Linked DNA regions of Homo sapiens: all the other regions are linked to region 1. Evidence: read pairs that join two places in POLR2A ChIA-PET (ENCODE). Cell type or tissue: A673. All regions are shown on one strand. Each heading gives the region's core, and the rest is flanking DNA. Links, peaks and the distances in the headings are about the cores only.

Region 1 (8,000 bases), core at 1-8,000:
GAAAAGCAACTGAGTGCTAAGACAATCTGTGCAAAATCCAATAGGTTTGTGCCCGGTTCCGACAATCCTACCTGCATTTCCATGATGGACATGAGATCTTGCCACTGCTGTTCCAAATCAAATGGTGACTCTGTCCCGGTCAGAAGAGGAGACAAGAGGTTGTTTTGAAGAGCAGGGGGCTCACTCTCACTAGGCACTGCTTCTGTTATGCTGGAAATGTCTGCTGGAAACTAGGGCAAAACACAGAGGCTTTAACAAGGGGGAAGGAAAAACCTTGTGCTTTCCTCCCAGAGATTACCACCTGGACCTGTTTCTGTTCTTCCTTCCTCTGCATTTACCCCCAGCAGCCAGAATAAGGCCAGAACCAACAGCTGGCCCCTCAGCCATGGAGGGACACACCAGGTACAGGCTGCCCTGCTCACTTGGTGGACTCTCACTGGAGTCCTGCTCACCTCAGCATTCTCCCCAAAGGGGCAGGTGGCTTCCAGCAGCCTAAGGCACTCTTCCAGGGACAGGGCCGTCTGGTCCTCCCCACTAGGCACCTGTGGCAACAGGAACTGTAAGTCTGATTGACCTGGGCCTTGGCTGCCTGGGGCTGAAGCTTCTTTCCCAGAATGGCTGAAGCCCTGCAGTCTCCCTCCCATTCCCAGGCTAATGGCTGGCCCCGAGTCCCAAACTCCCAGAAACAACAGAAGAGAGTGAAAGAGTCCTGAAGCAAGCAGGAAGATGCTACATGCTCTGCCTCCCTTGCACTGTCTGTTGCCACGGCCTGGCCATTCTGCATCTGCTGCTTTCCACTCCCCCCTTCCAAGGCTCAGCCACTGTGACTTACAGACCCCAACCCAAAACAGAAATTCAGGTCCACCCCACACACCACCTGTCTTCTCTAAAGGAAGTTTCTGGAAGAACTCCAGCCTGGTTTGTGTCAGGGTAGTAGGGACAAGAAGAGAGCCCAGTGAGCAGGGGCGATGGTACCTGTGCAGGGAAGCTCTCCCCAGTCTCTCCATCCACTAGCAGGTTCCGTGCCAGAGCTTCCGCGCCCTCGCCTGCCCAGGTGTCCTGCTCGCCTCCATCTCGCAGCTCCTTCTCCACATCCTGCTCCTTCTGGCGGTGACTATAGTCAAAAACCTCACGCCCAGCCCCCAGATCAATATCCTGTCGCCAAAGGATGTCAATCAGATCTATGTCCTGAAAGACAGATCACATGACTTTAGCTCTAAGATCCCAAGGTCCCTTCCTTGTCCTGCCCCTCAGAGTTCCCTCCTAGTGTCACCCCAGTTAGTCCTGGGTGGGGCCCCTCCCAGCTCTTCACCTGCCAGCCTTTACCCCCTGGTCCCTGCACCAGCAAGTGTTCATTCATCTACTTCCAGACACTATCCCCTTCCCACAAAAAAAAAGAGCCACTAGCAAAACCATTAGTGTGACTATCACCATAAGGGTGCAAAGGATTAGGATCTGGACCAAGACACACCCAGACAAAAGGCAGGGCCGCCTCCCCCCTACATAAGAAAGAAGGGGAACATCAGGAGACACCTCTAGCTTTGGGGATTGGACCCCTTAAAACTTGGTTTGGAGGAAGCTGGCCATGGCAAGCAAGAGCGAATTGTCATGCAGAATTACTTAGCAGTGGCCAGGCTTGCATCAGCCTGTGGTACCATTTCATTTGCATAAAGGGGTGGGGTGGGCTAGAGAGGAAAATCCCTGCATTTCCAACCACCTGATGCAACCAATGACAACGCCATGCTGTCTCCAGCCCTTCCTATAGCCATTCCCCATTCCCCAGCTGGCAGCAAGAGTAAGGCTGAACACCCACAACTCCTCAAGCCCAGGCTCACCTCAAGACTCATCCCCGCCAGAATTCCCTCTCAGCTGATCCTAGCTGCTGCCTCCATTCCAGGGAGGCTCAGGCAGTCAGATGATCCCCAGGGGTGCACCCCACCCCCTGCTCGGGCCAGCCTCACTGTGTCCCCTACACCAGTGCTCTCATTCCCTCACCATACCCCAGGACTCACCAAATCCCCATCAGTCAACCCCCTCAAGGACATAAACCCCATCACTGCTCAGCTACAACTGCCACCTTGGGCACCAAAAATGCTTCCCTCCCGCTCTACCCTGGTGGCTCGTGAACAGTTGCTGCACCAACTGCCACCCCCACTAACAGCATATAACCCCAATAAATAGAGCTATTTGGGCTTCCTATACATGGCACCCCCCTGTAGTCGAGCCCTCCCTACAAGCCTGAAGAAACCCTAAAGTGTTGCCTTCCATCCAGGGGTTAAAATGCAGACATACACTTTCCAGAAAGCAATTTCCTTAGATCAGACCCTCCTCCCTACCTCTAAGTCGGTATTCTTCTCCCATTAACCCCCCCTGACCCTAAGACCTCCCAGACGTACTACTTTAGTCTCCCCACATACACCAACCTGAACAGAAGCCCTGGACCCAGGAGCAGAGGCGGGCTGGGCCACCCGGTGACCAGCCAGCAAAGAGTTAAGGGGCCGGCTGCCTTTGGCATGGCCCCCACCACTGTGAGAGCTGCGGTCCAGGCGGGTCATGGTCTGCGAGATGAGCCCCAGGGCAGCCGGTGCCGGGAAGCCGGACAGGGGGCTGCAAGGAGCTCTTGGCTTTCAGGGAGCACACCAGGCTGGAAGGGTGGCCCCTTGCTAGCTCCGAGGGGCCTGAGGAGGGTGCCCCGCCCGTGCTGCTGCCTGGGCGGCCCAGCCAGCCCCCTTCCTCCATCCTTGAGCAGCCCCCTCCCACCTCACAACCCCAGTTCCACTCAGGCGCCCAGCTGCCCCCACCCTGAGCTCACCGCAGAGGCTGCAGTGAGATGGGACTCCCACCCCATGCTCCGTGCTCAAGCTGCAGAGGAAAGCAAGCTCCCTCCTGGGCCTATCCTCCCGCTCCTCCCCCCCACGCCCCCCAAACTTGTTACCTAGGCTGCAGCAGGGAGCCAATCCCCACCCCCTCCCACCCCGCAGGTCACTGCTGAGGCTGCAGAGAGCCAATCCCCTCCCCCAGGTCAGCAGCTGGGCTGCGCAAAGAGCCAATCCCCTCCCACTGTCGTTACCTAGGCTGCGCCGAGAGCCAATCTCCTCCCCCAAGTCTCCGCTGGAGATGCGGAAGGAGCCAATCCCCTCCCACCGCCTGTTACCTAGCTGCAGACGGGAGCCAATCTCTGCATCAGGGCAGCTGGAGAAGCTGCCGCAAGGAACCAGCCCATCCCTGGGCCGCCTCCGTCTCCTTGAGGAGATGCGCCCAGGGGCGGGCAGCCCCACCCAGCCCAGTCAGTCAGCTGGGGTGGCGCAGTGAGAGCCCTGGGGGAAGGGGTGCCACTCTCCTCCCTCCTGTCGCATCTTGCTCATCCAGCCCACTCAGGACTGGGCAGACACTTCTCCCGCAGATTCTCTGGGAATCTAAATTATTTGCTGGAAGTGGAAAGAGTTATCCCATTCCTCAGGAAGGCAGTGGCCAGTTCTCAAGGCCAGGGATCACGAGCCAGGCTGGGCAGGAACCCAGGGCACCCAGGCCCACCATAAGCCGTAAGTTTTGTCACCCCAAAATAGGCCAGACTAGAGAAAAGGGGAAGGCCATTTTGCCCACGTGCAGCAATGTCACAGTGCTGGCCAAGCCTAGCCCCAAGCAAGAGGAGGGGAGACACAACCCTGAAGCCCCATACTTAGGGAGACAGGTGCTCTGCATTCTCCTGGCCACAAATGTCCCCCCTCCCCTTTCACCCCGGCTTTATTCAAGAGCATTCTCTGCCTGATTCCTGGCCCATATCTCATCCAAGCAGGAAAGAAGCCCCTCACAGACTCAGTATCACAATTCAGACTCCCTGGATTGGTTTCTCGAGGGGAAATTTAGCTCCCTCCCCACTGCTGCTCCCCTGGAGCCTAAGGTCAGGTCAGAGAGACAGTATGTTCTCTCTGGTCACAGTCAGCTCCTAGCCTGGAAAGAGCTGTAAACAGGCCACCCCCCTGCTCTGGGCAGAATGCCAATCTCAAGGGGAATCCTATCCCTGACAACAGCCTAGGCTATGGCTGTCCATAGAGCAGGCCTGGCAGCGGGGGAGTACTGCCACCCCAGGGATAATACCGGTTCCAGCAGTGCCTGTCACATGCTCTGGACCTGGGTATTTTTATCCCTGAGTTGCTGAGGAAATGTTGTTCTAGACACATAATAATCCTCCCTTCCCCCATACCCAGCCTGGGCCCCTAATGCTGACCCACCCCACCTCCCAAAGGGAGTTATAAAGGCCTGAGATGAGGAAAAGCACAACCTTCACGAGGGCCAAGAAACAGAGGAAAGCAGGGTCAAAGTCCCATCCCATTCGGCCCCAACCCACCCAATAATATCCAAAATATCCCATCCCATCCCAGCAGGAACAGATATGCAGCTACCCTGCAGGGTTTCCAGGAGCAAACCCAGTTACACCCACCCCTGGGGGAGCTACCCTGGGGGAGGAGCATAGAGCAGAGACTGGGAAGCACACTTCAGAACACTGTGCCAAGATTAGAGCCCACTTGAAGGAAAGGGGAAGCAGAAGAGAGGTGAAGTTCCAAGTGGCCCTGTAAGAAGCTAAATTAACAGGCCCTGAAAGGTAAGAAATGTTCCTGGCTCCTGCGCTCAGATAATCCTAGTCTCTCTCAAAGCAGGTCCAGTATGAGCCATTTGAGCACAGAGCCGAGTGTCTCAATCCCTGCACTACTGACACTTGGGGTCAGACAAATCTGTTGTTTGAAGGTGTTCTGTGCCATTCAAGATGTTAACCAGCATCCTTGGCCCCTACCCACTAGGTGCCAGTAGCAACCCCGCCCCAAGATGTGACAACCAAAACTGTTTCACGATATTGCCACCTGCACCCTCGGGGACAAAATCACCCCCAGTTGAGGACCACTGGCCTAGAACAAGCCATACTCTTTGACAGTCACTAACAGTCAGAGAACTAAGCTCAGGAAAAGACTACAGAGCAGGGAAGGAGGGAAAACGTGGTCTGACCTGGCAGGCAGAGAAGCCCATTTCTGTAACATCTGTAAAACTTTTTACATTCCTTCACATGCCACCTCCAAAAACCCAATCGGGCTTTCTCCTTCCCTAATGGCCAGGGGAGTGCAGTGGGCCTCTTTCCCGGCTACTTAAGGCTGGATGGCAAGCGAGAGCCATACAAACCCAGAGCTCAAAGCAATCTTATGTTGGTGAGGCAGGGGCAGCAGCAGCCATTCACATCTTGAAAGGCAAAGAACTGCATCGCTTTCTGCCCAGAACAGTATGTCAGCCATGTGACAAGAGCTAAGGATCTCTTCTGACAGCTCAAAGCAAGTTGACTTGGGCAGCAGAATGCAGTTTCTCTTTCTAGCTCCCAGACTTCTCTTCCCTACTCCCTGCAGTGGGCCTTTTGCAAAGATTGGAAGCCTTGGCCCTCTCCTGGCCAAGAATAACTATCCAAATCTACCCTTTGGCTCAGGCCCAGGAGGTCTGAATTATCAGGACAATACAACAACAGGCCTCGCCACAAAGGAGAACTTCAGGGTATGTCTGTGTTCTGATGTGGGGGGAGGTACAAAACAAGAGTCCAAAAAGTATTTGTGTCTTAGCAACAGATGTACACTGCATCAAAGCCCATCACAACATGACTCCTCCCCCACCCCAGGCCTCCAGCAGTCACGCTGAAATCCAAGCAGTAAACACCCTGGCATGTGTAGGAACCTCCCACTGCCCTGACAGTACATTTAGAGGTAGGTCAATGGTTCAACACAGGGAAATGCTCCCAGCCCCCAATCCTAAAGTCAGAAAGTTCAGCCCATCCCTACCCAAGAACAGTGCCTGAGGCCCTGCTGAAACCTGTCTGGCTCTTTACAGGGCTCAGTGTTCTGACCACAATCCTTTGGGACCAGCCCACCCCCAAGCCCCAGGCCCCACACACCCACCACAGGTCCACTAACCTCTTTGGTTAAGTCTCCACTGACTGGGGGGGCTACAGCCCCCAAATCCTCCAAATCTTCACCGAATCCCTGCTCCGTTTCGCTTTCTCGCACCCCGTTGTCTGGGCCTGTCACATCTTGGAGGCCACTGGAACTCTCGAGGGCGAGGCCTGAGTTGGGCTGACTGCCAGAGACAGACCCCTCTGGGTCTCGGTGAACCAGCCAGGCATTTACCTCAGTGGTTGGCACCTGGAACCTGTCCAGGGCCCTCACCTGACTGAGGAGCCGCCGGGCAGTGAAGTAATTGTCCAGGTCTATGCTCTTGGGGTGGATACCATAGCCATCCAAGGTATTCCTCAGGTTGTGGAACTGGGTCTGAGTATAGGCAGAACTGGGCCCCAGGATGATCTCCCGGAGTGGGGGAAGCTGTGAGGTCAGGTAAGTATCCACGTCCACCCGTACCCCAATCAAACTCAGCAGAATGGTGAACTGGAGAAGTCCTTCCGTTAAGTATTTCTTCAGAGAAAGCATTGCTGAAGGACCAGAATGTTTATGCTTTTTGGTTTTTAAAATCTTCCAAAAGACAAATCAAGGCCACTGCTCTGCCGCTCCAGCCAGCAGGTTACCCTCCTCAGTGTCAAACCCCGTACCCCACCCTGGCAGAACACAAGGGATGAGCTCCCTGACGGCCCCAGAGGAAAGCACACCCTGTGGAGCCAAGGCCAAGGACACACTCCAGACCACATTCACTTTCCCTTCTCGACACCTCACCTCTGAAAGTACAACTGTTCCTAACCCAGTCCAGGTCCTCAAGGGCCCACGTGACTTACTTTCTCCACAGTCCACATACAGTCACTTCCTCACTCACATTAGTTGTCCTCTCTGTAGATTCCAATGCAGGCTGTTCTCAGGAACAGCTGATGGATTTTTTTTTTCCTTCTCCCTCCTAAGGTTTATTTTCTTTGGCTGGAGCTACAGGCCTTTCGTCTTGGGTCAGAGTGTCCCGCCTCCTCCACACTTACCAGGGGGGTTTCCAGAGAAACCTGAAATGGGAATCACAAAAGCAACAGGATAAGATTCCATACTTTTCACATCATGATCAGGGTAGGAAAACCTTCACAGTAGAAGGTAGAAAACACATTCAAAGGACACTTTCACTTTTTTTTTTTTTGAGACAGAGTCTCACTCTGTCGCCCAGGCTAGAGTGCAGTGGCGTGATCTGTGCTCACTGCAACCTCCACCTTCTGCATTCAAGCGATTCTCCTGCCTCAGCCTCCCAAGTATCTGGGATTACAGGCGCCTGCCACCACGCCCTGCTAATTTTTGTATTTTTAGTAGAGATGGGGTTTCACTATGTTGGCCAGGCTGGTCTCAAGCTCCTGACCTCAGGTGATCTGCCCGCCTCGGCCCCCCAAAGTGCTGGGATCACAGGCGTGAGCCACTGTGCCTGGCCTAAAGGCCACTTTTACAGGAAGAAAGGACTACTTACACTCTCAGAAAAAAAACCCAAAATATAGCAACCGATCATAGAAGAACTATCAAAGAAAGCTACTGATCACGAATGATCTCAGTTACTGAATATTAAATGTGCAATATCCTAAAATGTAGCTTGGTTTGAATAAGCAGACAATAACCAGGTCATCCAAAATATCTTACACCTTTGTTTTATTTACCAGCCCTCCTCCCCCACTACAGGCGCATTACCCAGCTTCTATTTTCACATGAGAAGCCCATTTCCTGTCTTAAAAGTAAAGCTGGATTTTCACCCCTCGGGAGAAAACCACCCATAACAGTTGTCTTTTCTCAGTTCAAAAAGGCAAGATTATTAAACAGTGAGAGTGTGGAAGGACAAAAGGACAATGTTCAGGCCACCACTTCACCCAGAAGAAGAATGCCTTTTGTTTTCTGAACTTTGAAATCTGATTTCCCTTTCCTATCCTCACAACTTACAAAAGAAAAAAAAGGAAAAGGGCCGACGCCTGTAATCCCAGCACTTCGGGAGGCCGAGGAGGGCGGATCACCCGAGGTCGGGAGTTTGAGACCAGCCTGAACAACATGGAGAAACCCCATCTCAAC
Region 2 (10,788 bases), core at 1,475-9,474, 67 kb after region 1:
AGTAGCTGGGATTACAGGTGTATGCCGCCACATCTGGCTAATTTTTGTATTTTTAGTAGGGACAAGGTTTCACCATGCTGGCCAGGCTGGGCTTGAACTCCTGACCTCATGATCTGCCCGTGTCAGCCTTCCAAAGTGCTGGGATTACAGTCGTGAGCCACCACGCCCTGCCGGGATTTTATTATTCTAATACTCTGGACTCAGGTTTGACCAAGCCCCAGTGCAGGGTGTTTAACTCATTTCTAAGATGCCTGGATCCCCAAGGGTGAGGTCCTAGGCCAGGGGACCCAGCCTGAGATAGGCACAGACAGGGAGGCACAGGGAGTCATTTAATTTTACATTAAAAGAGAAGGTCCCCTCCTCCTCGCCCCTCCCCCTGTCCCCTGCCTGGGCTCCCTTCCAATCACTTCAGAGACCCCAGAGGGGGCTTGACCTCTGTCCTCGGGGGAGGTCAGCCGGGGTGACCCTGCCTGTGTGCAGGATCCCGTGAGAGAGGCCCAGCTGCAGGCCCCCGAGGGCTGGAAGTGCACCCCACCCGGAAACAGGCCGGGGTCACAGAGGGCGGCCCAGGCTGAAGGGGCTTCCCTGGCCCTTTGTGAGCCAAAGGGCAGGGGGAGATTCGTTCCACAGGCAGCCCCTGTGTCTCCAGAGAAAGGGGCTATTATGGTGCAACTAAAAATACAGGGCACAGCCCACCCCACCTCCCCTTTTATTGCCATGGAGATTGGGGGAGGTCTCTGGGAGGGATGAAGAGAGCAAAAGAGGGAGAGAGAGTGAAAGGCAGGTGGAAACAGGGAAGGAGCAGGGAGGGGGTGAAGTGAAAGGGGGAGGGGAAGCCGGCAGAGCTCCCGCCTGCCTTTCTCAACCAGAGGCGCTGGTGGGATCTCTCAGCTTCATCTCTCATTCTTTCCTTTCCACATCCTGCCTGCTGGGTCACAGACACTGCCTGGGGGCTACCGGGGCAAAGAAGGGTTTGCCCACTACCCTGCAGCTGGCCCTGTGACCTTTGACGGTGAGGGGTCCCACCATCTGGGATTAAATTGCAAGATGGCCACATGGAAGGCAGCTGGTGAACAGCTGCTAGGCCTCGTCCAGCCTCTGGACATACCAAGTACCCAAATCATTGACTCAGAGTCATCTGACCCAACCTCCCACTCTCAGCAGTGTCCCCACCAGATATTGATCCAATGTCAGCCTAAGGTCTTCAGTGATGTGACTTTCCCACCTGTGCCCTTGCAGGGCATTTTTGGTTGTCAGAAAGGGCTTCCTTATATCAGGTGGAAATCCATCTCCCTGTTACCTCCACAGGTGGGCTCTAGTTCTGCCCTCTGAGGCCACACAGTGGAATAAAGTAGGGATTTAATGTCATGGAAAGAAAACATAAAAGCCTGACCCTTCTTGGCATAAAATACTTGAAGAAAGCTGCTGAGAAGATAACTCAGTTGGGAAAAACACATAGTCTGTAGTTTTAAAATATCCAAAGCTAAGTGAAAGTCCTGGGGTGAAAAGTGATTCTGGACACTGGACACTGGTGGGCAAAAGACAGGACATCTTAAGATGCCAGGCTCCCTGGTGCTGCACTGCCCTGATGTCAACACAGAAGTTGATGGGGCCAGGCTCGGTGGCTCACGCCTGTAATCCCAGCACTTTGGGAGGCCGAGGCGGGTGGATCACCTGAGGTCAGGAGTTCAAGACCAGCTTGGCCAACATGGCAAAACCCCGTCTCTACTAAAAACACAAAAATTGGCCAGGCATGGTGGCACACGCATGTAATCCTAGCTACTTGGGAGGCTGAGGCAGGAGAATTGCTTGAACCTGGGAGGTGGAGGTTGCAGTGAGCCGAGATCGCGCCACTGAACTCCAGCCTGGGCGACAGAGCAAGACTGTCTAAATAAATAAATAAATAAAAGATTTAGAGATGATGACTGGGCTCCTCCAATTGGCAAGGTCATAAGTTCCAGCCTGCACTCTTGGGAGCCCACCTGCAAAGTGTCATGTCAGTTTCTGGCACCCAAAAGACCTTTTTTAGCAAGGTGGGTCAGTTACAAGGCTGCATGGAGCAAGAAGAATGGAAGTGGGAAAGAGGCAAACTCCATTGTGGAGGAAAATTCAGACTCTGATTACCTTTTTGTTCCTCCTCCCCCTCCTACCAGCTGGGGTGGCCTGGGAACCAGACTCCCTTAGGTAGGCATTCGGAACAGGTGTGGTTTAGGTGCATGAGGAGCCAGAGATAAGCTGAGAGTTGTGGTTGCATTTACCAAAGACTACATCCTGTGGTCAAGAACAGTTGTTTCAAAATACCAGGCATCCATGATATCAGAGAAGGCCATGATTCCTCCATCTACAGAGAGAAAAAGGAGGTAAGTCCATGGTCCCTATTTGAACAATGCCAAAGCCCAGGCTGTCAAGAAAGGCAGGCATACCTGCTGTTGCCTCTTCCCACTCAATGCTGGGGCTCCTGCCCAAATGCTGGTGTCCAGATTGTATTTATGACTGTTTTAAGAAAGAGTGACAGAGCCTTTTAATATCCCTGACAGCCCAGGATGTTTTAATAGATGGTGGAGCTGGGCTTCAAGAGTTAAGAAAAGAGAGCAGAGTTGTTGAGCGAGCTGTCAGGGCTAGTTTCTATGACAGACCTACTGATCGACTCCACGACAAAATAAAATACGGGGCCGTGTCTCTCCTCGGCCCTATCAGGTTGACAGACAGTCTGTCACCATTGTATGTCATCTTTCACCTCCTAATCGCTCAAGCTTAGGGGAAATCTGTGTTTAATGGGGAATCTCTGCAGGATTTCCTCCCAAACCTGCCTCCTGAACGGCAGGCCTCTATTTCAATCTCCCGGGGCTCCTGTGGGCGTTCTCCAATTTTCTGGATTTCACACAGAACTCTTCTAGCTACAGGGCCCTGCCTCCATTGTTGCTGTTTGTTAGAGGTGATTACAGGTCTCCTAGGATGGCTCAATATTCTGCAAAAACAGAATGGATAGTGATGATGGTGGTACAGCAATGTGAATGTCACTGAACTGTACGCTCAAAAAAGGTTAAAATGATACATTTTATTCTATGTATGTCTTACCTCAAAACCAAAACCAAAACCCACAGATGGATAAGGAATGAAGAGAGCTGCCTTGGCTCTTTGACCCCTTGTAGGGTGTGTGCTTGTAACCCGTATGGCCAGCGCAGGGCCATTCCCAGTGTCTCCCCTTCCAGAAGCACACTCAGCTCCCCCACCTCCTGCTTCCTCACCTCCCTGGTTAATACATCTCAAGGTCATTTTTGGAGTTGAACATCTGGAGGCTCCTTAAACACACTTTTCCAGCACCAGACTTGGGGCTGGTCTGACCAGCAACTCAGTTTGTGGCTAAAGCCACTTTAGCCACACCCTTGACATGTTTTGGCACTTGAGGTCTAAGAAATTCTCCCAGGGTTTTTGTGTGTGTGTGTATGTGTGTGTGGGGGGAGGGGAAGGATGGAAGCAAATTCAAGGGACCAGTGACTTTGCTTTTTTTTTTTTTTGTATTTTTAGTGGAGATGGGGTTTCAGCATGTTGGCCAGGCTGGCCTCAAACTCCTGACCTCAAGTGATCCACCCGCCTTGGCCTCCCAATGTGCTGGGATTACAGGTGTGAGCCACTGTGCCTGTCCTCCATGTTACTTTTTTTTTTTTTTTTTTTTTGATTCAGGGTCTCTGTCGCCCAGGCTGGAGTGCAGTGGTGTGATCTTGGCTCGCTGCAGCCTCTGCCTCCTGGACTCAGGTGACCCTCCCACCTCAGCCTCCACAGTAGCTGGGACTACAGGTGCAGGCCACCAAATCCGGCTAATTTTTTGTATCTCTTGTAGAGACGGGGTTTTGCTATGTTGTCCAGGTTGGTCTCGAACTCCTGGGCTCAAGCAGTCCACCTGCCTCAGCTTCCCAAAGTGCTGGGATTACAGGAATGAGCCACCATGCCCAACCTGACTTTGCTTTTTCTTGAATGACAGACAGAACTGTCTTCTGAAAGAACTAAGTTCTTCCTTCCCTGTGCTTTAAGATTAGTTGTGCTGGGTCTGCCCTCAGGCATTTGGGGTTCCCCTCCCTTCTACCAGGGTTAAGGGGCAGTGCGGATGCTCCTCGGTCCTGGTCCCCAGGTACAGATGCAACTACCTCCCTCCAACCTCACTGGCCCAGGGCTCTGCGTTCAAGTCCTCTGCCAGGAGAGAGTTAAGGGCTTGGGTTTAATTTGCCCGTTAATCACAGTTAAAAGAAGTAATGAGCGTCTCCCCAAAGCCTGGGTGTTTCTCTGCAGATTAAGCAGCAATTTGCATAGCCCCTTTATTCATTCCCACCTTCCCCTGTGGGGCGGCTTGTCCTTTCAGACACAGCCAAGCGCAGCCAGTGGCGGGAGCGGTTTGACAAATGGCTTTGCCATGCTCGTGGTTTGGGCGAGAGGGAGGGAGGGGAATGCTGGGAGGGAGAGAGCAGCTCCCGACAGTAATGGATAGCTGGGGCGTTAAGTAGTGCAGAACTTTTTATTAGATACACAGGAGAAGTTTAAATATTCAAACTGGTTTTCTTTGAAGCCTGGGGAATGAGAGGAGGGTGGCGGGCTGGCTAAGTAAGAGTTTACTCAGGGCCAATTTACTCAGAGAGGCCCTGGCAGTCACCAGGGAGGAAGGGCATCTGGAGGACACAGGCAGATCCGGGTCAGCTGGTGCCCCCGGGCTCTACACGCCTGCAGCAGCCTTGATGCCCTCCTGCTGGGCTCAGGCTCTGCCAGGCGGGACAGCTACCCTGGACGCAGCTCCTCGGGCCCGATTGCTCAGAGGGCAGAACGGCTTGCTCAAAGCCCAGCAGATGGTGGTATTCAGACAGGGAGGAGGCCCCAGCTTTGATAGCAAACCTAACTCTATGAAGCAATGATATCTCCAAAAGGATGGGACAATAGCCCTCTACTTTCCTCTCCAGAAATGTCCTCAACCAAACAGTGAAAGAGGAGAGATGAGGCCCAGAAATGATCCTCGGGGTAGGCAGGCACTCTGCCCAGGCTGGTCTCGAACTCCTGGGCTCAAGTGATCCTCCCGCCTCGGCCTCCAAAGTGCTGGGATTACAGGCGTAAGCCACCCCACCTGGCCATCAGTCCATTTAAAAAGCTGACTTAACCCCAATTTTCTTCCCAAACTTCTTGTGCTTCGTGAGACTCTTCCTTTGTGTTAACTTGTAAGCCACATGATCATAATATGTCAGAGGTCAAAGTCATTTTAGAGAGCATTAAGACAATTAAAGTTCAGAGAAGCTAACGTTTGATACTCCAAGAGAGACATAAATGTGGTCAAGACACCATTCCTGCCCGCAAGCAGCTCAGTGGGCAGGCACTTCAGGAAGGCATATAACACAATAAATAAGAGCTCCCCCCTCCTAAGGATATCTGCATGGGGCTGCAGGATGCTGCTGAGGGATGGAGTGACTAATTCTGCAGGGACAACTGGAGATGTCCACAGAGATGCATTTGGGCCTCATCTGAATCGGGGGTCAAGATGGTTTGGAGGGAGCCGAGTAAAGGATGGGGCCTCGAGGACACATGTGGATTTGATGTCTTGGGTGGGTAGCCCAGGCTGAAAAGGCTGGTGGGGTTCCAATTATGCAGGGCTTGGCGGCTGCTACTCTAGGAATTTGGGGCACTACAGAGCCTCAGAGTTTCTAAGCAGGGAAATGACTAGGGTGAAAAGGCCCAGGGTGGATTAGAAAGAGCAGCCAGCAGAGCCCAGGACACCACTGATGAAACTGTCAGGAAATAAAGAGAGATGCAGTGTGGGTGTGGACAATGGCTTTGATTTGGGACATGTTGGAATATGGGGCACCAGAACACGACTTTCTTTTTTCTTTTGAGACAAAGTCTTGCTCTGTCACCCAGGCTGGAGTGCAGTGACGAGATCTTGGCTCACTGCAACCTCCGCCTCTGGGTTCAAGCGATTCTCCTGCCGAGTAGCTGGGACTACAGGTGCATGTCGCCACGCTCAGGTAATTTTTGTATTTTTAGTAGAGACGGAGTGTCACTGTACTGGCCAGGCTGGTCTCGAACTACTGACCTCATGATCCACCTGCCTCAGCCTCCCAAAGTGCTGGGATTACAGGCGTGACCCACCACGCCCGGCCTAGAACACAACTTTCTAACCTCAGCTGAGGGTATTTCCACCCCACCGCCCTCTCACAACAGCTAGTCTGAGCCTTACTGTGCCAGGCACTGTTTTTTTGTTTTTGTTTTTGTTTGAGACGGAGTTTCACTTTTGTTGCCTAGGCTGGAGTGCAATGGCGCGATCTCGGCTCACTGCAACCTCCGTCTCCTGGGTTCAAGCGATTCTCCTGTCTCAGCCTCCTGAATAGCTGGGATTACAGGTGCCTGCCACTATGCTGGCTAATTTTTGGTGTTTTTAGTGGAGACGGGGTTTCACCATGTTGGCCAGGCTGGTCTGGAACTCCTGACCTCAGATGATCCGCCTGCCCTGGCCTGCCAAAGTGCTGGGATTACAGGCATGAGCCACTGCGCCCGGCCTCCAGGCACTGTTCTAAGTGGTGTGCATGCTCACCACAGCTTCCTACCCAAGGTCTTCGTCTTCATTTTACAGGTGAAGGAAATGAGGCAGAGAGGTCCAGCAACTTGCCCAAGGGAGTAAGAACAGAGACAGAGTTTGACCCAGGCAGTCCAGATCTCAAGAACGTGCTAATCACCAACACACTGTATTACATGTTTGTCTTCCTATCACTTTTATTAAATTTTGTATGTGCATGTACAGGAGTTGGGAAAGAGATCAAACAAGTGGCAATTAGATTAAATAGGCCCAATGAGGTGGCTCACACCTGTAATCCCAGCACGTTGGGAGGCTGAGGCAGGAGGATCCCTTGAGGCTAGGAGTTTGAGATCAGCCTGGACAACATAGTGAGACCCTGTCTCTATTAAAAAATAAGTTTAGGTTGCCAGGCACGGTGGCTCACGCCTGTAATCCCAGCACTTTGGGAGGCTGAGGCGGGTGGATCATGAGGTCAGGAGTTCAACACCAGCCTGACCAATGGCGAAACCATGTCTCTACTAAAAATACAAAAATTAGTTGAGCGTGGTGGCAGGTGCCTGTAATCTCAGCTACTCGGGAGGCTGAGGCAGGAGAATCGCTTGAACCTGGGCGGCAGAGCTTGCAGTGAGCTAAGATCACGCCACTACACTCCAGCCTGGGTGACAGAGTGAGGTTCTGTCTCAAAAAAAAAATAAATAAATAAAATAAGTTTAGGCCAGGCATGGTGGTTCATGCCTGTAATACCAGCACTTTGGGAGGCCGAGGTGGGTGGATCACCTGAGGTCAGGAGTTCAAGACCAGCCTGGCCAATGCTGTGAAACCCAGGCTCTACTGCACCTGTAATCCCAGCTACTTGGGAGGCTGAGGCAGAAGAATCGCTTGAACCCGGGAGGCAAAGGTTGCAGTGAGCCGAGATCGCGCCAGTGTACTCCAGCCTGGGTGACGAGCAAAACTGTCTCAAAAATAATAAGTTTTAAAAACAGATGAAATAAAAATCATTAACAGAACAGGTAGGAGTGTATGAAAAGGCAGAGAAGAGCCACAGGACCTGGGTTTCTGGGGAGAAACTGTACGCAACCATTAATTCTGGGGAATTAATGGTGGTTGGGAGGTGCATGTGAGGAGCTCCAGCAAGGTTGGCTTCTGCTCCCAAAGGCTGGGGATGTGCCTTTCTTTTGTCCTCAACTCCCGGCCAGGTCTCCAGAGCAGGTTAATTCTTTAGATGGGTGAGGAGATGTTCACTCTGAATGATGCAGCTTGTTCCCTGCTCTGAACTGGCAATAGGAAAGGAATTCTAGATGTGCCAGACTCCCCATGATACTGGCAGGCCCTCAGAGGGGCACAGGGGGTGGACCGCTGGGGCCCAGATGAACGAGCCTTAGCACTCCACTTATCCCATGTTCACAGTCAGCCACTGCAGGCTGCAGTGCAAAGGGATCCTACTTTTGTGGTCTATAAAGAGAACCACACCGGAGAGGACACGGTAGAACTGACGCAGGGAGAGAGGCAATGTTTGGGCAGAGAGGCAGTGAGTGGGGCTGAGCCATGGCTGGATTTAGCAAGCAGAGAATTTTGGAAAGGTGACTCGCTGCTTCCTTATCTGAAGCCGGGTGAGGAGTCTTAGCCAAGTAGTGAGAGGCGTTGCCTTAAATCCTCTCTGGAAAGAGGTGGGATAAAAGTCAACACAAAAGTATAGTGTGCTCTTGGCAGCATAATTCACATCAAACTAAGGATTCTGAGGGTGTAATCTTGGTGCACCGCTTCCCTCTTTCCCTGAAAGAGGGAAGTTTCAACCTGACTGCTTGAAACTTGGTCTCAAGCTCCCCTAAAGCCCCTCACCTCTCCTTTCCAAGAAGACAAGTTAGGCCAGGATGGAGAGTCCTCATCATGGTTCCCCAAACCAAAAATAAGAGCTCACACATGTCCACCAAGAGCCTCCTCCGCACCAGGCAGCGTTCTAAGAGCTCTGCATATCTTAACTCATTCTGTCCCTACAACGACTTCTGAGGGCATTCTGAGATACACAAGCAGGAACCCAAATACAACCAGTGAAGCTCAGGGAAGCTGGAGGCAGACCTGAAAGACACAGAGCTGCTCTTGCCAGGGAGAACCAGCCGGGTGGATCCCTTCAGTGCCTTCAGCATGGCCAGGAGGGCTGGACTCAGGAAGCAGGCGGCGGTAAAGGAAAGGGAGGCTAAAGGTTCTGGAGAACAAACCCAATGTTATCGAGTTAAAGGCTTTCATGAAACCACTTGCCTCAGCCTGGGGATCAGGGTGGGCCTTGATGTCACCTGTTAAGCAGTCACCTAGTATCTCTGATCCAGAGCAGTGGCCTAACCACACTGCTTACCAAGGGGGCCAAAATCAGCTGAGAAAACTCTATCTAAACCCACTTCCCTTCCTGGGAAAATAGCCAAACCTCAGTGAGCACTGCTTCCCCTCGCTGACCTTAGGCAGGGCTGGGAAAGCAGGTCAGGTGCTCATCTGCAAGCGCAGGGGCAGAAGCTTTGGAGGCCTGAACCCGGTCTGCCATGGTCACCTGGTCCACGGGGTTTCTCCCTGAAGCTCCATTGCTGTAAGCAATGGAGTCTGCGTAACAGCTGGTGACTGGGCAAAGGACATTAGAGTGGGCAAGGGTAGTATGCCTCAGTGAACTGACTGCTACTGCAAGAGGCTGGCCAGATGGCCAACGGAGCCAGCAGCTGAACAGGTGGGGCAGGAGCTAGAAGGCAATCTCCCAGAGGGAGAGGGACCAAGAGCAGCAGGCAGTTCCCTAAGCCAAGAGCATCCCTCCTGAGTGTTGAGGCCAGAGTGCAGTCCACTTACCTCCTCTATACCCTGCTAGTCTGCGGAGTCTTACCTCCATGTTCAACACCAATATTTTTCCAATTCCCGGACTTCTCATTTCAGCCCCTGATCCCCCAGAAAGAGGTGACCAGGCAAAGATTGGGGGGAAGTGGTGGGTTGACATTAATTGATAGGAACGGCTTCGAGCAGTTCATGCTGCCTTATCTCTCTCTCCTTTGGCTGGAGTCCGCGGGGTCGGTGATTAATAGGCGCCATCACTCACTGTCCAGGACGGCTGAAAGGCAGTGGGGAGGGGGTGGCCCTCCCCAGAACTGAGATAACAAGCAGCAGGAATAATGAGTGGTGTCACTCCACTTTTCATTTTGATGGAAAGTCATTACGGGAGTCAACGCCAGCGACAAAGAGCCATGAATCAACTGCTCTGCTATGAAATTAAAATCGAATTGCCAGCCACCCCCAACCCCTACCCTTCCTGGGAAATGGGGATGGGTAGGTGGCTTGGGAGAGGGCTGCTATCCTGGGGTGGGCTCTATCCGATCACAGAGCGGGCAGTTATGGGCAGGAAGTGGACAGGCAGCCAGGGAAGGTGACAGCTCCTGTCTCCACCTTGTTTATCAGACCCTTCCTCCCCAAACCGCATTTTCCCTCTGCCTGGAGGTAAGCTGTGATTAAAAGGAAAATGCAGCTTTGCTGGCTCCAACAAGGCTGCTGCTTGACCGCTCCCCCAGGGCTTCTGGCCTGAGTCGGGCGGCCTGGGCCTGGTTATGGAAAGGGGCCCACACGTAGCCATCCCAGAGCCCCTTACTGAACCATTTGTAGATGTGGGGTCCTCTTTATCACCAGAAGCAAAGGGGAAAAGTCCTCAACTTGGGGCTCCACAGTGACAGCTGATGGCCTGGGGAGCCCACCTGGATCAGGGAGCCCACCTGGATCAAGAACCCCACGAAAACAGGTGCGAAGCCTCAACTGCAGGCTCAGAGAAGCAGCATAAGGAACTGTCAGTACTGAAGCAAGAGTTTTTTCCTCTTTTATTAAGTCCGCTATACTAACTAGAAGGAGAATCTGTGGTTTTCGCCTGATAGACCACAGGGCCAATCACCACAGCTTCTTGTAGAGAACATGGAGAGTGCCAAGATCACCATCAGGTGCCGCTTCCTTCCTGTGGCTTTCCATCTTCCAGTCAGCCTGGTCTTTTGCCTTGAAGGGCCCCAAAACAACAGCCCTGGCTATCATCTTCATCCCAAAAGCGGAGAAGATGGGCAGGCAAGAACACGGAGGGTGTCACAGAGAGGTTCCCATCAGGTTCACAGGGCGCCCGCTGTACCTCTTGGAGATGTCAGCTTCAATCTGAAAGAGTGATACCAAGTGGGCAGAAGCAGGGGTGCTCAGGGCCTCATTTTGCACAGACTGGGAGTCCTCCCACTGGCAGGCCT
Region 3 (10,788 bases), core at 1-8,000, 51 kb after region 1:
TTATATAATGTTTACAGAAACTGCCCACACACCCACTGATTGTATAAAGCTTGGGACTGGACTGGGAGCTTCTTCATTTTGAATTCCTTGCTTCCCTACCCCATCTCTTTTCCAGCCTTCCATCCTGCCCCTTAGTTGCCTCTGTCCAGAACTTTCCATGTCTGCCTGCAGGATGGGACTTCTTGAGAGATCTGTAATATTGAAAATTCTGCCAGGCACAGTCGCTCATGCTTGTAATCCCAGTACTTTAGGAGGCTAAGGCGGGCGGATCACTTGACACAAGAAATTCGAGACCAGCCTGGCCAACATGATGAAACACCGTCTCTACTAAAAATACAAAAATTAGCTAGGCGTGGTAGCACGTGCTTATAATCCAGCTACTTGGGATGCTGAGGCACGAGAATTGCCTGAACCCAGGAGGTGGAGGTCAAAGTGAGCTGAGATTGTGCCACTGCACTCCAGCCTGGGCAACAGGGTGAGACTGTCTCAAAAAAAAAAAAAAAAAAAAAGAGGCCACATGCAGTGGTTCATGCCTGTAATCTCAGCACTTTGGGAAGCCAAGGTGGGCGGATCACTTGAGGTCAGGAGTTCGAGACCAGCCTGGCCAACATGGTGAAACCCCGTCTCTATAAAAAATACAGAAGTTAGCCAGGCATGGTGGCACGTGCCTGTAATCCCAGCTCCTTGGGTGACTGAGGCAGGAGAATCGCTTGAACCCGGGAGACAGAGGTTGCAGTGAGCCGAGATGGCGCCACTGCACTCCAGCCTGGGTGACAGAGCAAGACTCCATCTCAAAAACAAAAACAAAAACAGGACAAAAAACAAAAAAAAAAAAAAAAAAAGCTGGGTATTGTGCCAGTCTCCCTACTGAGGCTGACTCTAACCCATAGCTGACTGGCATTTGCTCTCAGAGCACAGTTTCTGCATTTGAGGAATTTCGCTGGAATCCCAGCACTCTTCTTAGTGTGGCAGAAGGCAAGGTGAAGGTGTGAGTTAGTGGAATATGTGGGTTCTAAACACCAAGCGGAGCAAACCCCCAAGGATGGACAGCACATCTCAAGAGCAAAGGAAGGTAGAAAACAGAGATCAGAGACAGCCTCTCTTTCTCTCCTGTAGCCTTTCCCCCCAGTTCTTTTCTGTTTTAATCACAGGAAGAGTGATTAGTCAGCCGAGGAAGGATGGGGGAAGAAAGCAGATGAGTTTTATCTGGCTGGGGTCTGCCCAAGCTGCAGCCATGTGACTACCTGGCTGACCTGGGGTCTCCATCATGTCCCTGCCTGTCCACAAGACGGATCAGGCTGCCCTTCTCTGCAGCACCCACCCCCGCCCCCATTCCAGGAGAGGGTTGCTAGGATAATTATAGCCTACTTGTTTCTCTCTCTCCCTCTCTCTTATTCCTGTAGGTCCTGGACATTTTTTACTTTCTCAGAGGACTGGGGAACTTCTTCAACACTGTAGTAAACTAGAATCTGGAAAGTTCCTTCCAGCAGAAATGAGGAGGTTAAATTCTCAGAAATGATTTCTATTTTTTACCCTTCTCTACCCACCTCCCTCCCAATGTTAACTGGGAACCTATTGCTTTGCCCTTCATTTCAACAACACAGAGCCTTTCCCCAAATATTCAGGCCTCTCTGTCATCCTTAAAACTGCTCCCCTCGACCTGCTGGGCTCAAGTGACTCACTCACCTCAGGCTCCTGAGTAGCTGAGACTACAGGCATGCACCACTTCTGGCTAATTTTTATATTTTTTGCAGAGACGGGGGTCTCATCATGTTGCCCAGTCTGGTCTCGAACTCCTGGGCTCAAGCTATCTGCCCACCTTGGCCTCCCAAAGTGCTGGGATTACAGGCATGAGCTACTGTGCCCAGCCTCGGGTATCTCATGCAGTATTGAAGGAAACAGACCTGGCTTTGAATCCTAGTTCTATCAGTTGCAAGCTCTGTGACCTTGGATAAGTGGCAAAATCTCTCAGAGGATCCATTATTCCACTTGTGAAATGGGAATAATTATACCCATTCACACAATTTTTGTAAAAATTCAACAAAATAATGCATGTAAAGCTCTTAGCCAATGACTGGCAAAGTAAGTGCTCAAAAGATGGCAACTACTGCTCCTAGGGCTCACCTTTGTTTGTGCTAAGTGGATGAAGCAAAAGGAGATGGCAGGGGTTAAGGGAAACACACCAGAAAGGAGGCTCACAGAGGAGATGCTGAAAGGGATGGATTTGGTTAATGTAGGACAGATGGCGGAGAAGGAGGAAGAAGACGGGGAGAAGGAAAGGGGAAGGAAAAGGCTCATTGGAGACTAGCCTGGCAGAGTAAGAGAGAAAGTTGGGATGCACAGAACAAGACAGAGCACGGGAAAGGGATGGACAAAGAGCAGATGGGAGAGGAAGACAGAATGACAAAGACGCGGAGGGCGGGGGAAACCCAGCTGGTGTGAAACAGACAAGAGGTGCTGGAGAAGACAGAAGAAAAAGAGAAAACCAAGGGGTGGGGGGCGGTGTCAAAATGAGACAGGGAAGCAGGGGCAGGACAGACAGACTGAGAGCGAGTTGGGAAAGCACAAGACGGACAGACAGATGGCAGGGACAAGAGGGTGCCCTGGGTTGCCTGCATTCTGCTGTGTTTACCAGCTAATTGAGTTAAATTGTTGTCAGAGATGTAATTAAAGGGTAGAGAGAGCTCTCTGGCAGGCCCGAAACAGATGGAGGGGGCTTTAATTGGTAATTAAATTCTTCCCTGGCAGCTGAGGAAGGAGCTTGTGCTTCAGTCTCACAAGGCCACGGGTGGCCTTCCCCCCACTCCTGGCCCCTCTCAGGGGCTCTTTGGGGAGGGGGCTGGGCCCTGCGCACCAGCAGCCCGGCAGGCGGCGAGGCCTGGTAACTGCAGGAGAATGAATGCCAAAGCGACCCTTCTTCCCTGCTGGGGCTGGCTCAGCTCCCATGAGCGAATCCAAGCACACCCACCCCCGCGCCTGCTCCTCCCCAACCTCCCCACCCTCACCCACCAAACTAGCATTGACCGATGAATTCCTACGTGGCCCCCATTGCTTCACTTGGGATCCCAGGGAAGAATAGTGGGGCTCTGGCCCTGCAGCCTGATCAGCTTGGGAAGAGTTAGTTGGTTTAGTCAGGGACCCAGGCAGACCCATCTCTTGGCATGGCTCCCACGAGTCTGTCAGCATCTGCCCCCCTCCCCCTTCCAGGAGACGCTGTGCAGAGATTCTATTCTGCGTGGCACATCACTGTCTGGCGCTGACTCTGCTTCCATCCTTCTCCACCCCCTGCCCTCACCCCCACAGCAGCAAATAAGACAGGGATGGGATCAGTCACCCTGATGGGCAGATAGATTGGTTAGATGCTCTAAGATGTGGGCATTCAGACTAATCAGCTTTCAATTCCAAATCTCAATTTGACCTTAATTTCATTGGAGAAGGACCCTTGGGATGGCAGATTTCCCTGAAACCCACAAATTCTAGACGTGATCCATTTCAAAGAAAGAGATAAGTAAAAAGAGAGCACAGAGGCAAGGCTTTTTAAAAGAAGGCTGAACAGGAAGTTAGGCAGAAAGAAAATCCAGGGCAGACATTGTGGGATTATTGTAAAATGCATGGCTGACTATGAGTCAGCAATACAGTGCTATTCTTACAAAAGCAAGCTGCATGCCGGATGCATAAATAAGGAACCTGGGGGTCATTCTCATTATATCTCAGCTGATCAGACAAAAGTTCTTTGTCTTGCTCTGGACTCCAGGGAGCCTAGAGAGTCACAGGCGAGTTTCAAGGGGTTTCTGGGAGAACTGTAGAAATGACAGAAGGATTTGTGAGGCAGAGTGCCCGACTGTATGAATTTTCACTCAGTTTGTCAAGCATTCTCTGTTTTTTTGCCTTCAGCCCCACATATGCTGGTCTTTCTGCCAGGATCTTTGCTCTCCACCCTCCCTTCCACATCCTTGGACTAACTGCTACTTATCCTAAGTCCGCAAATTAGCACTCCTTTCCTTCTTTCCCCTCCCTCCCTTCCTTCCTTCCTTCCTTCCAGTTGAGTCTCACTCTCTTGCTACATGCTGGAAAGCAGTGGTACAAACACCACTCACTGCACCCTCCACCTCCCAGGCTAAAGCAATTCTCTTGCCTCAGCCTCCTGAGTAGCTGGGATTACAGGCACACGCCACCACACCCAGCTATTTATTTTATTTTATTTTATTTTATTGTAGAGATGGGGTTTTGCTATGTTGCCTAGGTTGGTCTCAAATCCCTGGGCTCAAGGGATCCGCCTGCCTCGGCCTCCCAAAATGCTGGGATTACAGGCATGAGCCACCATACCCGACCCTTCATTTCTTCAGGAGGCTTTGCCCCACCCCATCTTACCATCCCAACATCTGCCCTAGCCTGACATCCTGACATGCTATTTTTTTTATTATTATTTTTTAGAGATGAGGGTCTCGCTGTGTCGCCCAGGCTGGAGTGCAGTGGTGCAATCAAGGCTCACTGAAGCACCGTGACCTCCTCCCAGGCTCAAGCAATCCTCCCACCTCAGCCTCTCAAGTAGCTGGGACCACAGGCATGTGTTACCATACCCGGCTAATTTTTTAATTTTTTGTAGAGACAGGGTCTCACTATGTTGCCCAGGCTGGTCTCAAACTCCTGACTTCAAGCGATCCTCCTGCCTTGGCTTCCCAAAGTGTTGAGATTATAGGCATGAGCCACCATTGCAAATTTAACTGTCTGACTCCCTTAAAAGGCTATAAGATGCAAAAGCCAAGGATAGTGTCCATTTTGCTCATCTCCCCAACAGCTACTAAAGGACCTGGTGAGTAGGAGGTGCTGAATTAATTTTTATTGAATGAAGAAATAAACCCAGAACATTCAGGGTGAAGAAAGCAAACTCTGAAATCATCAGTGAAGTTATTATGCAGATGAGAGGCCTAGAAATGCAGCCAAGATTTAGGTTAGCTGTGGGAAAGAACTCTTTTTTTTTTTTTTTTTTTTTGGTCTTTCCCTATTTGCTAAGGGAAAATGAGGAAATCTCTTTTAGAAACAGAAAGAAGACAAAGTCTTATGACTGGTCAGCTGGTGGTAGCCTTCACCCTCTGCTGTGGGAGGTCAGGAGAGGGAGTGTGCTGGTTCCCAAACACCAGACCCCTCCCCAACGGGAGATTTTTAATAATCAGTATGTCTAGAGGCAGGGTAAGAAATTGTACTTTTTATTTTATTTTTTAAAATTATTTATTTATTTATGTATTTATTTTTTGAGACGGAGTCTCGCTCTGTCGCCCAGGCTGGGGTGCAGTGGCGCGATCTCAGCTCACTGCAGCCTCCACCTCCTGGTTTCACGCCATTATCCTGCCTCAGCCTCCCAGGTAGCTGGGACCACAGGCGTCCGCCACCACGCCCAGCTAATTTTTTGTATTTTTAGTAGAGATGGGGTTTCACCGTGTCAGCCAGGATGGTCTCGATCTCCTGACTTCATGATCTGCCCGCCTTGGCCTCCCAAAGTGCTGGGATTACAGGCGTAAGCCACCACGCCCAGCCTATTTTTATTTATTTATTTATTTTTTGAGACGGAGTCTCGCTCTGTCACCCAGGTTGGAGTGCAGTGGTGCAATCTTGGCTCACTGGGTTCACGCCATTCTTCTGCCTCAGCCTCCTGAGTAGCTGGGACTGCAGGCGCCCACCACCTTGCCCGCCTAATTTTTTTGTATTTTTAGTAGAGACGGGGTTTCACCGTGTTAGCCAGGATGGTCTCAATCTCCTGACCTCATGATCCACCTGCCTCGGCCTCCCAAAGTGCTGGGATTACAGGCGTGAGCCACCGCGCCTGGCCTAGAAATTGTACTTTTTAAATTGTCCCAGGTAATGACAATTCTGATGATTGGCAGATAGAAATCACTAGATTAAATGCCAGGTTTCTTTCAGTTACAAACATTTGTTTCTCCTCTCCTTTTCTTTTGCTTGCTGGCATTTTTTCCCACCAGCTAGAAGATATCAGCCCAGCTGATTCTACTAGGCTTGAAAGATAGCAAGCTTGGGAATATTGAAATCTTCACAGAACCTTGGCAAAAATAGCAGCGAAACATGCTTGCGGGGTGGGCCCTTCCACTACATGCAGAATGAGAGCTCCATGTTCACCCCTACCGTCCCCATCATAAAGACCAGACTGAAATACGATTTTAAGCCTGGTTCAGTAGCCCCATTCTACAAAACGGTACTGAAATACAAAAAATGTCATGGTCAGGAACTGCTGGAGCTATGGCTTGAGCCCTGCATTTGAACACTGGCCTCCACTTCCTGGCTAGCATCCTCCCCACCACATAAATTGATGAAGCTTATTTGGCTCCAGCTCTCCCTGGATTCATTCATTCATTCAGCATTCATTCTCCTGCAGTATCTGAATGGATTCAAATGTCACTTCATTTACCTTCACCCTGCAGGGCAGAGGCACAGTTGTGGGGAGGTGGGTGACATTCCCTCCCCTAAAGCCATCCTCCTGCCACCCACTGAGAGATCCGCTAGTGAGAGACTGCTCTGGAGGGTGCCACTACCTGCCGAGGCCACCAGAAGGCCTTGGGACCTGCAGGGTTAAGCAACTCCAGAGGTGCTTCCTGGATCATCAAAGTTGACTTGCCCACACAGACAAGGCTCGATTAGCTAAATACAGTCATAAAACCTAAGCCTCATCATTGTTCGTCATTCTTCCTCCTGCATCACCTCTTGTGGCCTGTTACTTAGACTCACAGGATTGAGAGCTGGCACAAATCTCAGACTTCAAGTCCTGGGTTTTGGCAAAGCTTGATGTGTGTGAGGGGAGTGGGGAACCCTTGTTTCAACCAACCAAAGCAGTTCTGTTTATGTGTGTTTTTTTGTTTTGTTGTTTTGTTTTGTTTTGTTTTGTTTTTCAGACAGAGTCTCACACTGTCGCCCGGACTAGAGTGCAATGGCATGATCTCCGCTCACTGCCACCTCTGCCTCCTGGGTTCAAGCGATTCTCCTGTCTCAGCCTCCTGAGTAGCTGGGATTACAGGCATGCGCCACCATGCCCGGCTAATTTTTGTATTTTTAGTAGAGATGGGGTTTCACCATGTTGGCCAGGCTAGTCTCGAGCTGCTGACCTCAGGGGATTCGCCCACCTCGGTTTCCCAAAGGCATGAGCCACTGTGACCAGCCTGTTTATGTGTTTTTATATAACATGTTAGAGTTCTGGCCAGTGTCGTGCTGCTAAAAGTTTACTGGCTGGCTCTCACTTGGAGTGCTGAAGCCCTGATTTGTAGCCTTTGCTTATTTCTGTGGTGTAAATATTTCCACAAAAGCCCATTTCAAGCCACCAACTGGAAATCCCAGTGCAAAGTTGGGAAATGCACATAATTGGCTTTTAGGATCCAGTGCAAGCCAGCTTCAGCATGGCACTGGTTCTGGTCTTTTTTTTTTTTTTTTTTTAAGACAAAGTCTTGCTCTGTCACCCAGGCTGGAGGGCAGTGGCGTGATCTCAGTTCACTGCAACCTCTGCCTCCCGAACTCAAGCCATCCTTCTGCCTCAGCCTCCCGAGTAACTGGGACTACAGGCATACAACACCATGCCCAGCTAATTTTTGTATTTTTAGTACAGACAACGTTTCACCATGTTGCCCAGGCTAGTGTTGAACTCCTGAGCTCAAGTGATCCTCCAACCTCAGCCTCCCAAAGTGCTGGGGTTACTGGCATGAGCCACCGTTGCCCAGCCTGGTCCTTCTTTTTAAAAAGAAGTGTGGGCCAGGCATGGTGGCTCACACCTGTAATCTCAGCATTTTGGGAGGCTGAGGCAGGTGGATCACCTGAGGTCAGGAGTTTGAGACCAGGCTGGCCAACATGGTGAAACCCCGTCTCTACTAAAAATACATTTAAAAAATTAGCCAGGTGTGGTGGTGGGTGCCTGTAATCCCAGCTACTTGGGAGGCTGAGGCAGGAAAATGGCTTGAACCTGGGAGGCGGAGGTTGCAGTAAGCCGAGATTGCGCTACTGCACTCCAGCCTGGGCGATGGAGCAAGACTGTCTCAAAAAAAAAAAAAAAGTGTGAAGACTTTTCTATTACTACCTTTTAAAGATGAGGCAGCTGAGACCTAGAAAGATTAATTGTTGCTGAGAGCCACACAGCTTACTAGGACCAGATTCAAAAGTCCCTGATCCCCGAACCACCAGATGCCACACTCCACAATCCAACTCAGCTGGACTGTCATAGGCAGGGAGGAGAGGAGACAGGCATCACCACAGCAGCACCCAGGCAGGAGCGCAGGGGGCAATCGACAGTGGCCAATGTCAAAATAAGTGGCCAAAGGGTCTCGCAGCCAACCTTTGCTGGGCAAAACCAAACCAAACCCAAACAAACCCCTCAAACTTGAAGAGTCCTATTTTGACCCAACCCTGTTCATGTCCTCAGGGAGTAAATTATTTCCCATTCTGACTTGGATGAAACAAGAAGCATCCTCACCCCTCTTCCCCCAAGTCTCTCTCCCAAACCTACGAAAAGTCCTTGGGCAATGCACTGTATGTGGGTTGAGGGGGTGGGGGAGGAAGTGGGAAAGAATAACCCCTTTTAGACAAGTCCAGGAATAATTATTTCAGCAGCTGTTGTATTTTCTTCCCGGGTAAGGAGCAAGAAGGAAGCGTGGTGCAGTGCTGAGCGGAGGCCTGGGTCTTCAAGAGCCCTGGATTCTCGCTCTGGCTCTTCTACTTATTTGGGTGGATCTCTTCCGCTCTCTGGACATCAACTTCCCTATCTGTACAATGAAAGTCTAGAACTTTCCAGCATCTTATTTATTTATTTATTGAGACAGAGTTTCGCTCTTGTTGCTCAGGCTGGAGTGCAATGGCACAATCTTGGCTCACTGCAACCTCCCCTTCCTGGGTTCAAGCCATTCTCCTGCCTCAGCCTTCCGAGTAGCTGGAATTACAGGAGCCCGCTACCAAGCCCGGCTAATTTTTTGTATTTTTAGTAGAGATAGGGTTTCACTATGTTCGCCAGGCTGGTCTTGAACTCCTGACCTCAGGCAATCCACCCGCCTCGGCCTCCCAAAGTGTTGGGATTACAGGCTTGAGCCACCGTGCCCGGCCCAGCATCTCTTTCTTTTAAAATGCCATGAATTGCCGGGCGCAGTGGCTCATGCCTGTAATCCCAGTACTTTGGGAGGCCGAGGTGGGCGGATCATGAGGTCAGGAGATCGAGACCATCCTGGCTAACATGGTGAAACCCTGTCTCTACTAAAAAAAAATACAAAAAATGAGCCGGGCATGGTGGCAGGTGCCTGTAGTCCCAGCTACTCTGGAGGCTGAGGCAGGAGAATGGCATGAACCCGGGAGGCAGAGCTTGCAGTGAGCCGAGATCGCGCCACTGCACTCCAGCCTGGGTGACAGTGTGAGACTCCATCTCAAAAATAAATAAATAAATAAATAAATAAATAAATTAAATAAAATGCCATGAATCACCGTGGGGGGAAATGGTAGGGAGACCACCCAGTAACGCAATAATGGTTCTCCCCCAACCCTTGCATCCCACTCTTTCACCAGCTTCAACAAAGGCCCTTTCCTTGCACCTCTGAAGATGCTCCTCACTCCATAGACACCCCACAAAGGCCCCCTCCCTCCAGTTTCTCTGACATCTCCCAGGGCTGACTGGGGCTGCCCCAGCCTGGTATCTGGTCTCCTGTGTCCTAGTCATTCCTTGTGTCCGTGTTTCTTCCTTAGGAGCTGGGGTCACCGTGCCAAAGAGGAGGAATGAGAAGTGGGGGTCATCTGTTTTCCATAGCCTCTGCCCATCTACCGAGTCTGGTTTGCCAGAAGAGGGGAAGGAGGATAGGGGTGGGTGGTAAAAGAACCCTGTGACCCGTCCCCCAAACCTGTCCTGCAGCTTCTCACCCGACTGTCTTCTCCTCCAGAAGGAAAATGGGTCACGCTCCACAAGAGCCTGTTATCGCCAACCTGGCCCTGCTGCTGCCTGATAGAGCCCAGCCCTCCCCCGCCAGATCTCATTAAGGGGTCGCTGCTTATGCTTCCCAGCCGCCCCCCATCCATCTTTGGCCATGGATGACAGACTGGGCCTGGAGGCTGATGTCCGGCAGGTGACAGGGTTAATGGCAGAAGAGGGCAGAGGGCAGAGGCCAGCCAACTCACAGTGGCGGGAGGGCAGTCTGGGAGGCCCTGGGTCCACTCCAGTTGGGCAGCCTCACAAATTACAGCACCTGGGGGAGGGATGAGCCCCAGACCCCTCCATCCCCAGGGAAGCAAGGTGGGCAGTATCAGCCACCTTGGGAGCAGATGGTGGGAGGAGAGAATGTTAGCCTGGGAAGAAGAGGAATAAAGACACTTAGAAGGGGAAGGAGAGCTGAAAAGAAGAGGGAGAAATTTCTATATTTGTAGGCTCAGTGAAAACATTGCTTCTTGGATGCCTGGATGCTCTTTGGCAAGAAACACACATTTTGCAGACATGTATGAAGTCAGGTGAGTGTTTTGAAGATGGGTGCCCAGGACCCATTCTGTTTTCCCTCCCAGTTGCCTAGTTCAGCACCTGGCACAGTAGTTAGGAGTAAGGTTCCAGAGTCAAATAATATGAGTCCAAGTCCTTTTCAGGTCCTTTCTGTGGGACACAGGTAAATTACTTAACCTCTCTGAGCTTGATGTTCTCCATGTGTGCAATGTAGCTTTGGTATTACGCAGCTTCTGTGAGGAGAAATGACGCGGCACATGGGAAACACAGCACCTGGTCCTGGGCTGTGCTAGGATTAGCTCCTCTTGGAAGTAGCGGGCTCATTGCTTTAA

Evidence for each region. Peaks named below come from ENCODE experiments on the same cell type or tissue, not always from the same donor. Only the 100,000 strongest peaks of a DNase experiment are listed, where the experiment ranks them.
Region 2: POLR2A ChIA-PET joins it to region 1 with 10 read pairs; 19 of 35 experiments call an interaction of 5 or more read pairs at or near these places.
Region 3: POLR2A ChIA-PET joins it to region 1 with 13 read pairs; 16 of 35 experiments call an interaction of 5 or more read pairs at or near these places.

What each region holds. Positions count from the first base shown.
Region 1 is chr17:48,049,574-48,057,573 of GRCh38, reverse strand. It overlaps NFE2L1 (NFE2 like bZIP transcription factor 1), which reads right to left. Exons shown (of 6, transcript NM_003204.3): 2 at 5,946-6,967; 3 at 976-1,188; 4 at 453-542; 5 at 72-230. The coding sequence starts at 6,455. Among named protein-coding and RNA genes, the nearest start is that of NFE2L1, 5.2 kb to the right of the region's middle. RefSeq lists enhancers at 1-749, 750-1,607, 2,468-3,327 and a silencer at 1,351-1,620. In A673, for the core only: no CTCF peak of the experiment used is centred there; DNase peaks (open chromatin) are centred at 1,673, 3,123 and 4,023; H3K4me3 peaks cover 4,321 bases; H3K27ac peaks cover 7,715 bases.
Region 2 is chr17:47,981,351-47,992,138 of GRCh38, reverse strand. It overlaps CDK5RAP3 (CDK5 regulatory subunit associated protein 3), which reads right to left. Exons shown (of 14, transcript NM_176096.3): 14 at 10,358-10,702. The coding sequence ends at 10,637. Among named protein-coding and RNA genes, the nearest start is that of CDK5RAP3, 16 kb to the right of the region's middle. In A673, for the core only: no CTCF peak of the experiment used is centred there; a DNase peak (open chromatin) is centred at 4,518; H3K27ac peaks cover 2,332 bases.
Region 3 is chr17:47,995,633-48,006,420 of GRCh38, reverse strand. No RefSeq gene overlaps it. Among named protein-coding and RNA genes, the nearest start is that of CDK5RAP3, 30 kb to the right of the region's middle. RefSeq lists a silencer at 2,744-3,038 and an enhancer at 2,779-3,333. In A673, for the core only: CTCF peaks have their summits at 2,648 and 2,847; DNase peaks (open chromatin) are centred at 2,490, 3,060, 3,210 and 3,700; H3K4me3 peaks cover 1,695 bases; H3K27ac peaks cover 6,601 bases.